Linked DNA regions of Homo sapiens: region 1 is linked to region 2. Evidence: chromatin loops called from intact Hi-C (ENCODE). Cell type or tissue: PC-3. All regions are shown on one strand. Links, peaks and the distances in the headings refer to the core of each region. The heading gives the core; the rest is flanking DNA.

The links. Peaks named below come from ENCODE experiments on the same cell type or tissue, not always from the same donor. Only the 100,000 strongest peaks of a DNase experiment are listed, where the experiment ranks them.
Region 1: it touches region 2 in a loop (14-fold over the local background); 3 of 110 quality-filtered maps call a loop at or near these places.

The regions. Positions count from the first base shown.
Region 1 is chrX:14,960,897-14,967,450 of GRCh38, forward strand. No RefSeq gene overlaps it. Among named protein-coding and RNA genes, the nearest start is that of MOSPD2, 91 kb to the left of the region's middle. In PC-3, for the core only: a CTCF peak has its summit at 3,777; DNase peaks (open chromatin) are centred at 2,795, 3,145 and 3,755; H3K4me3 peaks cover 933 bases; H3K27ac peaks cover 2,899 bases.
Region 2 is chrX:15,239,345-15,245,898 of GRCh38, forward strand. ASB9 (ankyrin repeat and SOCS box containing 9) reads right to left here. Exons shown (of 7, transcript NM_001031739.3): 7 at 4,643-5,286. The coding sequence ends at 5,162. Among named protein-coding and RNA genes, the nearest start is that of ASB9, 27 kb to the right of the region's middle. In PC-3, for the core only: a CTCF peak has its summit at 3,774 (motif pointing left); a DNase peak (open chromatin) is centred at 3,757.

The DNA.
Region 1 (6,554 bases), core at 953-5,952, 280 kb before region 2:
CAGCAAGTGAGCAGGTGATGGACATTTTGGTACTGCCAGGAGCATTTCTCCTGACTTAATCAGGTGCAAAGTGCCACTAAGTTTCTGTGGCTCATGTCACCCTTCAACTGACTGCTTTCAACGGATGTTGGCAAGAGGCAGACATCATGATAGAATCACACACCCTAATAACTCTCTCCAAAGCTGCACTCATTGGCCACCAAGAACAAGAAAAGCAAGACTCCATCCCATGGAAAATCTGTTATGATAGACAGCTGGACCCTTAGAACAAAACTGGTTCTTCATTAAAGTTGGAGTGGGAAAGATATTACTGGCAAAAGTTGAGCAAGGTTTATAACAAAGTACAGGTAGAATTATGCCATTCTTCTGCATAAAACCATCCAATGACTTCCTATAGTACACTTAATAAATCCCTTGGCAGGCCCTTCATGGTACATCACATACCAGGCCACCATCCACTTCCCCAATATCAGGCCTTTCCCTGATTTCTTCATTCAGTTTTTTTGGGGACAATCTTGGCTTCCTCGCTAAGATTGTTCCTGTATCATACTTGTATTTTATGGTCCTTCTCCCTGAAATTCTCTCCTCCCAGGGGATGCCCCCTTCCTTATAATTCAGTCCTCTGACCACCATTGATTCACAGAAAGGCCTTCCTAGATTACCCCTTCTCAAATGCTCCCACCCCTGATATCTTAATCTCTCTACACTTTTACCCTGCTTTATTGTCTTCAGAGACCTTAACCCTATCTAAAATCACATTATTTATTTTAACCTGATTACAGTCTGTTTTCTCCACAAGAATATATGGTGGGGCCTTGTTGATCTTGTTTACCTCTGTATCCCAAGCATCTCTCAGGGTATGGCACATAGTACATGTTCAATAAATATTTGCTGAATACTAAATAGATGTGAATAGTGAAATATATATATATACACACACACACATATATATACATATATATACATATACACACACACACACACACATATATATATACATATATATACATATACTAGACAGCATGTGCTATTATTTAACAATTTCAACCCATTTTCTTCCTCCACACACAGGGACCACAGGAAGTTTGTCTAACAATTTAAGAGGTCCAGTGTTATAATATGTGAATAAGATGGTGTTAATATTAGAACACAGCTAATTTTTTTTTTTTTTTTTTGAGACGGAGTTTCACTCTTTTTGCCCAGGCTGGAGTGCAATGGTATGATCTCGGCTCTCTGCAACCTCCGTCTCCCAGCTTCAAGCGATTCTCCTGCCTCAGCCTCCCTAGTAGCTGGGATTACAGCCATGCACCACCATGCCTGGCTAATTTTGTATTTTTTTAGTAGAGATAGGGTTTCTCCATGATGGCCAGGCTGGTCTTGAACTCCCGACCTCAGGTGATCTGCCCACCTCAGCCTCCCAAAGTGCTGGGATTACAGGCGTAAGTCACCACGCCCAGCCAAAACACAGCTAATTTTTAAGCAATGGCTCTATTACCGTTTTTTTTTTTTTTTTTTTTTGTGAGACAAGGTTTCATTCCTGTCACCCAGGCTGGAGTGCAGTGGCGGGCTTTCAACTCAATACAACCTCTGCCTCCCAGGCTCAAGAAATCCTCCTGCATCAGCCTCCCAAGTAATGGGGACTACAGGCATGCGCCACTCCCCCAGCTAATTTTTGTATTTTTAGTAGAGACGGCCGGTCGGGGGCGGGGGGGATGTTTCGCCATGTTGCCCAGGCTGGTCTCCGACTCCTCCCCTCCAGTGATCTGCCTGCCTCAGCTTCCCAAAGTGTTGAGATTACAGGCATGAGCCACCGCGCCCAGCTCTATTAGCTTTTAATCATGATCAAGTCTCTTTCGTATGGAAAAAAATAAAAAATTCCTTTAATTCCATTTCTATCTCACGTTCACTCCTAGAAACTGCCCCCTTTTCCGTTTCCTTTAAACTAAACTTTGTGTCTGAACTTCTTTCATCATTTACTCATTTCCCAGCACCACTTTTGCCAAAACAACTCTCAATAATGCCATCAGGAACTCCATCCCACAGAAACTTTTCTGCTTCTATCCCTTCCCTGTGGAATACAAAAGAAGCGCCACTATATGGAAGCCTAGACTAACGGTGCCCAATTTCGACTCATTGTGCACTGATCTAAGTAGAAAATAAAGGGAAATTTGAGTACCCACCTACTGTTATATGTTCGGTTATGTATTTATTTTTAAATTATATGCTTATAGTATAGTTTAATATAGTATGTACATTACAAATAAAAGCAAATTTGCAAATTAATATGAAAAAGGTGAAGAAAAATAGATACTAAATGTCTTGCTAATTAGGATGCTTCATATTTTAATTCACTAATATCTTAAACATGATAGATGCTTAACAAGTTCCATTCTTAATCATACTGTATGAAAACCCTTATTTCAGGTAATCTTGATGATTTTAAATTTTTCTTAGCTGATTTTTCATCAGCTTTGATTGATTTTCATTACTCATGTGACTGATGTAAATCTTATTTTCTCTCTGATGCTTGCATTATTAGTATTATCTTATTAATATTATTGTTTACTGGTATCTTTCAAAGCCACTTATACATTTCAGAGATTTAAGTCAGTTACCACTAGATAATACAATCTGTAGACAGACATTTGCAGAGGCCATCTGTCACCATACACTGATAGCAAAAAAATGAAACTAGAGGCACCACTGACCATTCCTCCTCATTGTGGGATTCCAGTACTCTCTCCAGATGTCTCATGGACAGGACAGATGGAAGGAATGAGGGGGCCAGTGTAAGCCCTTATGTGACGTACTAGAAAATCCTGTTTCCCTTCCCTTTTTTTTTTAGAGAACAATAATCTTAAATAGAAGTTTGAATTTTCCCCCTGAACTATGATCTTGAGAAGTGTGTACTCTAATTTGCAAACCTGTAGTCTAAACCAGGGGTAGGCAAACTTTGTAAAGGGCCAGAAAATAACCATTTTCAGCTTTGTGAACCATGCTCTCTTTGTTGCAACTACTCAGCTCTGCTGCTGTAGGGCAGAAACAGCCATAGCCAATACATGAATAAACAAGCACTGTGGTATAATAAGAAATAGATTTGGTCTCTGTCTCCAGTTCCTGCCACAGAGCTCATAAAATCCTTGGAATTTCCTGAGTAATAGGAGTGTCTTTTGTGAGTCATAAAGAGCCCCTTTTAATCAGACCTGAGTTTACTCTAATGAGGTGACTTAGGGTGGGGTCCCTAGATATCCTCAAGATGGGGCTGGTTGGTCACCAGAAAAACCAACTGATTGGAAATTTTACCCCAGCCACAGACTTCTGGGAAGGTGAGGAGGGAGCTGGAGATTAAGCTCTATAAAAACTCTTGAAAAAAGAGATTTGATGAATGTCAGGATTGGTGAACACATCAGGGTACTGGGAGGTTGGTGTACCCAGAGAGGGCACAGAAGCTCCATGTGCCCCCTTACCCCATAACTTGCCCTGTGCATCTCTTCCATCTGGCTCTTCCTGATTTGTATCCTTTATACTAAACTGGTAAACATTAAGTGAAGTGCTTTTTTTTGAGTTCTTTGAGCCACCCTTGCAAATTATCAAACCTGAGGAGTGGGCCGTGGGAATCCTCAATTTATAGCTGGTCGTCCAGAAGTGTGGATGGCTGGACTTGTGACTGGCATTTGAGGTGGGCATAGTCTTATGGGACTGAGCCCTTAACTTGTGGGATTTGACACTAACTCCAGGTAGTGTCAGAATTGAGTTGAATTGTAGGACATCTAGCTGGTGTCCAGAGAATTGCAGAATTATTTGGTGTGGGAAAAAATCCACATATTTGGGGTCAGAAGGGTTGTGTGAGTGTAGAGAAACAGTGTTTTCCCACAAGCATAGCTGTTGTTCCAACATTGCTTTATTTACAAAAGTGGGTGGCAACCAATGTGGCCAATAGCTGTAGTTTGCCCATCTCTTGGTAAGAACAGCAAAAACCCAGATTCTCACAGGGGGAATTTGACACAGAAGAGCCTTGCTCCCAATAATGAAAGAAATAGTACAAGATGACAAATGCTTTTAGGTTCAGAGAATTCTAAATGTTGCTAAGGGTTAGGAAAGCAGGTGCAGGCTTCCAGCTCATTAAATCAAAGCTTTGGAAAGTAAACCACCAGGTCTCAAGATTAGAAAGATTTTCATGGTGTGCATTAGGTTGAACTAGAAGAAAGTGCTGATATTTGACCATTATTGACAAGCAAAAATGGCAACTTCATATGACTGAACTTATTTGCAGAAATAATACTAACGGTTAGGTTTAATTGAGTGCTTACTATATTTTTGACACTGGACCAATATTTTGCATGCATTCTTTTACTTATTTCTTATATCAAATCTGTAAGGTCACTACTATTATTTGCACTTTCCCAATAAGGAAATCAATAGCTGTTTACATACCCTGCCCAGAATCTCACAGCTAGAAAATGCTGGAATAGAAAATACTGTAACTGAACTTAGGCTTATTGAATCAAAAGTCCTTCCTCTTAGCCATCAAAAGTTTTCATGTTTAAAAACAATTTTTTTTTTGTAGAGATGGGTGTCTTGCTATGTTGCCCAGGCTGGTCTTGAACTCCTGACCTCCAGCAATCCTCCCACCTTGGGCTCCCAAAGTGCTGGTGAGCCACTGCTCACAGACATGAGCCACTGCACCTGGCCTGAAAGTAATCACTTTGGAAAAGTGAGGTTATGAGTGAAGAAGAAAAAGGGCACAGTATTATTTTGATGCACTATTATACAAATGAGCCAAATATGACCTCTGTATAATATGACCTCTGTATAATGGCCCCTATGTTGACCTCTGTATAATATGACCTTTGTATAATGGCCCCAAATATGACCTCTGTATAATGGCCCCTATGTTGCTTACTTCTTCACAGAGTGCTGAGAGGCTACAAGTGCCAAACTCAAATTCTTATGCATCCAGTTATTTTAAGTATAGCTCTCCACAAGCATATTTTATAGCATATTTTATATCAACTTATATATCTCCATGGTTTTATTTTTATATTTGTATGCAGGAGAATAACTTTATTACAATGATTATTTGCTTTTTTAAAGTTTTTTTAAAATTATACGTTAAGTTCTGGGATACACGTGCAGAACATGCAGGTTTGTTACATAGGTATACACGTGCCATGGTGGTTTGCTGCACCCATCAACCCATCATCTACATTAGGTATTTCTCCTAATGCTATCCCTCCCCTCGCCCCCCACCCCGACAGGTTCCAGTGTGTGCTGTTCCCCTCCCTGTGTCCATGTGTTCTCGTTGTTCAACTCCTACTTATGAGTGAGAACATGCAGTGTTTGGTTTTCTGTTCCTGTGTTACTTTGCTGAGAATGACGGTTTCCAGCTTCATCCATTTCCCTGAAAAGGACATGAACTCATCCTTTTTGTGGCTGCACAGTATTCCATGGTGTATATGTACCGCATTTTCTTTATCCAGTCTATCATTGGTGGACATATGGGTTGGTTCCAAGTCTTTGCTATTGTGAACAGTGCTGCAATAAACATACATGTTCATATGTCTTTATAGTAGAATGATTTATAATCCTTTGGGTATATACCAGTAATGGGATTGCTGGATCAAATGGTATTTCTGGTTCTAGATCCTTGAGGAATCGCCACACTGTCTTCCACAATGGTTGAACTAATTTACACTCCCACCAACAGTGTAAAAGCATTCCTATTTCTCCACATCCTCTCTAGCATCTGTTGTTTCCTGACTTTTTAGTGATCGCCATTCTAACTGGCATGAGATGGTAACTCATTGTGGTTTTGATTTGCATTTCTCTAATGACCAGTGATGATGAGATTTTTTTTTCATATTTTTGTTGGCTGCATAAATGTCTTTTTTTTTTTTTTTTTTTTTTGAGACAGAGTCTCGCACTGTCGCCCAGGCTGGAGCTCAGTGGCATGATCTTGGCTCACTGCAAACTCCACCTCCCAGGTTCAAGTGATTCTCCTTGCCTCAGCCTCCCAAGTAGCTGGGATTACAGGTGCCTGCCACCATGCCCGGATTTTTTTTTTTTGTATTTCTAGTAGGGACAGGGTTTCACTATGTTGGCCAGGCTGGACTCGAACTCCTGACCCTGTGATCCACCTGTCTCAGCCTCCAAAAGTGCTGGGATTACAGGTGTGAGCCACCACGCCCAGCCATAAATGTCTTCTTTTGAGAAGTGTCTGTTCATATCTTTCACCCACTTTTTGATGGGTTTTTTTTTCTTGTAAATTTGCTTAAGTTCTTTGTAGATTCTAGATATTAGCCCTTTGTCAGATGGATAGATTGCAAAAATTTTCTCCCATCCTGTAGGCTGCCTGTTCACTCTGATGATAGTTTCTTTTGCTGTGCAGAAGCTCTTTAGTTTATTTATATCCCATTTGTCAATTTTGGCTTTTCTTGGCATTGCTTTTCGTGTTTTAGTCATGAAGTCTTTGCCTATGCCTATGTCCTGAATGGTATTGCCTAGGTTTTCTTCTAGGGTTTTTATGGTTTTAGATCTTACGTTTGAGTCCTTAA
Region 2 (6,554 bases), core at 651-5,650:
TGAGACAAGAAACCAGAGTGTGGGAGGTGGGCCTTGAACAGAAGGGAGGCTCGTTTTCTCTCTGGGCTTCACTCTCCAGGATGTGGAGGAAACATCACAGATAAGTGAAGTCAGGAGAGGTAAGGCACCAATGTCCTCTATCCCAGGGATGTTGGCCAAAAGCTAGGCCAGGAGGTGAACCTGTAGCAAACTCAGCTTCCCTCTTCGTTTCCACAAACTTTAATGAAGCCTCTTGTAAAACATCTGCTTACTTGGAACTTTCTTGCTTAGATTTATAGAAGAGTCATGAAGGCCAGCAGAAGAGAGAACAGCACTCCCCCACCACACCACACCCGCTAGGTGAGCACGCCAGTGGCCCTGTACTTAGTGAAAAGGCCCCAAAGGGAAGCGTCAAGGCTGAGAAGTCCCACTTCCTGGCCCCACCTGGACTTTTCATTCATCACACTGCCAAACTTGATGATGTAGGCTTGATGTGATTAAAGGAAACTGACAGAAGCGTATGACCTTGGGGAAGTTGCTTGACCTCTCTAAGCCTCAGTTTCCGTAGCTGTAAAATGGATATAATAACAGCACCTATATAATAGAATTATTATAAGTATTAAATGAGTTGATGTTTGTGAAATTCTTAGGGCCATGCCTGGCATGGAGTAAACACTGTATGCATGTTGGATGGAATAAAAATAATCATTATGCAGGGCAGGTGGGGGGGCGGGGGAGGGGGGGCACAAAAAAAAAAGAAATAATCATGGCCGGGCACAGTGGCTCACGCCTGTAATCCCAGCAGTTTGGGAGGCCGAGGCGCACGAATCATCTGAGGTCAGAAGTTCGAGACCAGCCTGGCCAACATGGTGAAACCCCGTCTCTACTAAAAGTACAAAAATTAGCCAGGCGTGGTGGCCTGCGCCTGTAGTCCCAGCTACTTGGGAGGCTGAGGCAGGAGAATTGCTCGAACCCGGGAGGCAGAGGTTGCAGTGAGCTGAGCTGGCGCCAATGCACTCCAGCCTGGGTGACAGAGTGAGATGCTGTGTCAAAAAAAAAAAGAATCATAATTATGATATTATGTATTGTACTTCAGATAAATCAACACAGAACTGATGGCTATTAGGTATTAACAGGTTTGGTGGGCAGAATTCTAAGATGCCCCCAAGATTCTAAGCCTCTGGTGTACATACTTCTTTTGCCAGTTATTCAATCAAACACTATCCTGGGTGGTGCTTTGAAGTGATTTTGAAGATACAATTAAGGTCCCAAATTACAGGGTGGGCCTGTCCTAATCAGGTGAGCCCTTTAGAAGCAGAGCTCTTGCCGCCAGCCAGCTGGTCACAAGGTAGGAAGTCAGGGAGATGCACTCCACCTGGCCTGGAAGAAAGTGCACATCGACATCAAGAATATCCTGTGGAAAGGGTCACATGTCAAAAAACTGTCGCTGGTCTTCAGACGATGAGAGCAATCTCGGCTGACAACTAGCAGGAAAAGAGAGACCTCAGCCTACAATTGCAAGGAACTGAATTCTGCCAACAACCAATGAGCTCAGAAGACCTCTGAGCCCCAGATGAAAACCATTGCCCTAGCCAACACCTTGATTGCAGCCATGTGAGACCCCCAAAGCCGAGAATGCAGCCACCCCATCCCTGAAATTCTGACCTACAGAAATTACGAGACAATCAATTGGTGTTATTTTAAGCCACTTAAGTTTGTGATCATTTGTTACACGCAATAGAAAACCATTACAGAGGAAAGAAAAGAAATACACAATTAGGAAATAAGCAGCCAATTTTGTCCAAAGCCCAGGAAGCTTCTCCTCCACCCTCCCACATTACAGGGAAAGACTTTGTCACTAAGTCATTCCAAAATAATACCAGTTCAGAAAAAAGTTCATTTGCCATGTTAGCTTTGGTCTTATGGGAAGGGGTCGTCATTCTGTGCTCACCAGCATCACTGGCAGAACAAGGCTGACCCATTTGCCTCAGGAGACAGCAAGTTTGGGACCTCCCAGGCTGGTTCATGTGATAAGGGAAAGGGCTCTGTGATGTCCAGGCCTAAACCTGGCACAGCCTCCCGGTATCACACTGGGACCTCTGACCTACAGACTGGGCTCCACCTCCTTTCCCAGACCTACCAGGAAATTAAGCAGGGTGTTTTTAGGACCCAGTGACCAGTACTCTGGGATTCATTGAAGAAAAGAGAAGGTGGAGTGTGTACTGATTAACAGCCCTGGCTTGGGCATTAAACTCCGGCTTCACCACCTACTGACTTTGTTAAGTTCCTTAACCCCTCTGCACCCCCATCCATAAAATCGGGATAAGAACTGTGAGGGTTTGAGGGAAGGTTTATAAATCACTAATGCATCATGCCTAGCTTTCAGCAAGCCATCTAGAATGGGAGCTATTATTCAGTTGGTTTTGATGCTGGCTTGGTCTGAGGCTGAAGCCCTAATGCTGGGCTTTTATCATATTATGAAGGCTGAAACCTCATGCTCCAGAGTAGACAGCTGAGCCCATCTTAGACCCTCATTTCTGAGCCCCTAATGTCTGCTTAATGGCTGGCCACTGCGACCTGGTACACGGAGTATCAGCCCATGTCAATTAGCCCCATTATAAACCCTGAAGAAATAAGCCATCCTTTCCTGGTCCCTTCCTCTTGCCTTCCTCTTTCATTGTAACATGAATTGTGCTAGCAATGGGCACCAAGTAGCCAGCATGTGTACTGAATAAAAGCAAGGAATATGTAGTACAATGACAATGAGATTGGTTGACAATAAATATGTGTCGTTTGCAATCTAAAAACAGACAAAATGATCATTTAAAAAAGATGGGTTCATGAGTTTATGTCCATCATTCATAAAGGTAAGGTCTATTCAATGCCACTTAACCAGCTTTGATGATAGAATTTATGAGGTTGTACCAGGTTGGAATGATAAAGCACTCAAAGGTATATGCCACTTATAAATATAACCACATCTAGACTCATAACAGATTATTTAAATATAATATTCTTTTTGAGCATGGCTAAGTGAGGTCATTTGAAATTTTCCTAAATTGCTATGAGTGAAGTGGTAACGGTATTTTTCCCATCTGTAGGGATGACCATCTATTATATGGACTTGCAAATTGATTAACTGCCTGGACTATCTAAGAAGAAAAAAATGCTGTTCTAATAATTGTTACAGTTCTGGGTTAAACTCGGTGGATTTGACTGAAGGAAGATTAACATAAGCAAGGGTCTGATACATTTTATATGAGAAACCATGCTATTTTCTAAACTGGTGCTTTCAGAAAGAAAACCATAGCAAAACGTCTACAGCTCCTCACCCCTTAGCGGATGACTCTGACCAGAGCGTAACATCCAAGAAATCAAGTATCTTTACCTGTCACATTCCTTACCACCCTGGTGCCTAGAATAGTGCCTGATAAAGACATGGGAATTCATCACATATTTTCTAAGTAAATGAACTAAATGAATTACCTAGTGGCAGGATGTTGATGTTAATTAACGGCGTAAATCCTAAGCAGTACATGTAAATATGATCAGATCAATTTTTTTAAAAGTAGGAGGTAAAGTTCTGTTAAAAAGAAGTAGGAGAGGTAACGTTCTGTAAAGTCACATTTGGATTATTGTGTACATAGGAAAAGAAGGAAACCCGGTGTCAGTGGAATCTATCACTACAAAGTTTTCATTCTTGAATGGAAATTTCCAGAGCTTATGTTGTAAACCATTTTATGATGGGTCATTTATGAGGAGCAAACCTTTCGCTTAAGTGACTGTGACAACAGTGCCATCTGCTGGGAAACTAGCTGTGCATTTTAGACTAATATTCTGGAGTCTTTCATATAGCAAATTAAAAATTACAGAAAAATTATATTGGAAATAGATTTAGAGATCATCTAGACCATATGTAATCTTACAGGTAAGGATTTGACTTAAGGAGTTACAATTTTCTTTCGATTGATGCAATGGAGCCCCAAATTCATCTCTCAGAGAGATAACTGAAACTACAGCCATCATTACTAAATTATACCAGTGTTCCTGTAAATCTGAAACTGAAAGGCAGTTAAAAATCCATTCCTCGAGCCTCCAAAGAGCACAGTCCAATAGAAATCTGTTCAATGGGGCAATGGAACTTTCTTCTGCAATAATCTGTACCTGCACTGTTCAATACAGTAGCCACTAGCCATTTGTGCATATTTTATACCTGAAATGTGGCTAATGACACTGAGAAACTGGATTTTTAATTTTACCTAATTTTAATTAATTTACACTTCTAAATAGGCACATGGCTACAGCAGGGTTTCTCAACCTGGGCACTACAGTATTAACAGTTTGGACTGGAAAGTTCTTTGCGGTGGGGCTGTCCTGTACATTGTAAGAGGCTTTGCAGCATTCCAGACCTCTACCCACTACATGCCTGTAGCACCCCTCCTCAGTTGTCACAAACAAAATGTCTCCAGTTATTGTTAAACATCACTGGGTAACAAAATTAACCCCAGTGGAGAACCACTGAACTAGTTGCTACTGTATTAAGCAGCAAGGTTCTAGAATATGCTTAATATGTATAGTGTTTTGGTTGAAAAAAAGAACTGGCGCCCACACTATGCTAGGACAGTAGTGGTTTTGTTGTAACAACAGGGAAGCTTAAAACAAATTAGACAAGCCAAGAAATATGTTTCTTTATTTTCATTCCCATATAGCAGAGATGGAACCAGGACAGTGATGCTGGAAAAGCCTGCCTCGATCAAGTCATCACATAAGTTAATGTCAGAAAACCTGTATTTGAATTTGACTCCTCTATCCTTACTCTGGAAAATTGGACATCTTGACCCAGTGGCTGTGAGGGCTAAATTAGATGATGCAGAAAGTGCTTGGCATGCAGTAGATATGCAAAACAATAACTTATGACACTCTCCATGCAGGGAAAAAAGTCTTCATGCCTTCTAACTAATAATACAAACGTATGCAGTGTCTTTCAACCCTGGCTTGAGTTTAACAAATACAAATTGAATAGAAAAAATTAGTCAAACTCCATAAACAAGTTTATAACAAATACAAATCTAATCGAAAAAACTAGTCAAACTCTATAAATCCAACTTGATTTTAAAATTCTAGTGGCTACAACACTCAATAATGTTTTCACATCGTTTGTGAATCCATTCCCTAGATGCATTTAAAGATGTAGGAGAAACTGTTTCAGATCCTCTGGGAGGACGAGTTTGGTTATCTTATGATGCTGCTGGATTCCAAAACACTTCCGAATTCTAAGGCGGCATAACTGCATCAAAGAAGGGGGCCCTGGAGAAAGATCATAAGACAAGTCATACAATGGTGCTATTGATCTAAGACTCCTTTTTTTTAAAAAAAAAAAGCATCCAAGATAGAACATTGTTATAAGGAAATAATATTGAACTATTTAAGACCATTTTCTGGGGTTTTTTTGTAGAAGGCATTTTTAGGCTATGTTCTCTCTTTTCCGGTAGCTAATTGAAATAAGCTTGTTAGGTTTTTAATTTAGAACAGAGTGAAAGAAATTTAAAGCTTAGCCTCACTAATGGAGGCTTAAATAAGCTAACTTGGGAATTACACAGCTATACAAAAATTCCAATAATACAAATAAAATTTATGTTTAATGGTGTTCTTTTATCTTTAAAAATAAGGGCATATTTCTAGATGCAAACATTTTTATTTTATAACTTGAGCAAATTAAGGTACTCAAAAATAATGAGCTCACAGTGAATCCTAAGAGTATGTGAAGTCGTGTTTGTTTTTACATCCTGTATTCAGAGCTATTCCAATGCTTCAATTCATAAGTGAAAAGTGAACTAGCTAGCACAAACCTTGCTTAGGGAACACCCAACAGTTTACATTTTAGGACAGTGGTTCACAACTGGGAGGAGGCTCAGGGAAGGAAAGGAGGAGGAGATCATTTTGCTCCTCAGGGGACATTTGGCAGTGTCTGGAGACATTTTTGGTTGCCAAAACTTGAGGAAGGGTGCTACTGGCATCTAATGGGAGAGGCCAAGGATGCTTCTAAAAATCCCAGAGTACACAGGACAGCCCCCAACTGATTCAAAATGTCAATAGCGTCAAGGTTGAGAAACTCTGTTATAGGGCAAAAGGATGGGGAATGATTTTCCCTGCCCCCCTACCCCTGTTCCTGCATCAAATTGTAATGGGAATCTTCTTTTGGTTATTTTTTAAAAAGCAAAACTATATACCCTCAAGAACTCCATAAAGCCGTAGCCCTCAATCCAGGTAGCACTTCAGACTCACCTGGGGTGGGGGTACATTCAACTACATGGACGCTGAGTCCCCCCAACCAGGGATGTTGCTTCAGTTATTGTTGGGTGAAGCCCAAGCATCTGGATTTTCTAAAGGCATGTGCCCGAGGTCATCTGAGTGTGCGGTCAGGGTTGTGAATACATCCAAAAGGATACTGTGGTCTCTATTTTCCTATAGCAATACCACCAACTACAGGATCAACCGAGTTAACTTATCTCTCAAGGTGATGCAGAACAAGGAGAGATGGAACTCGACACATATACAATCAAAAAAATACTTGC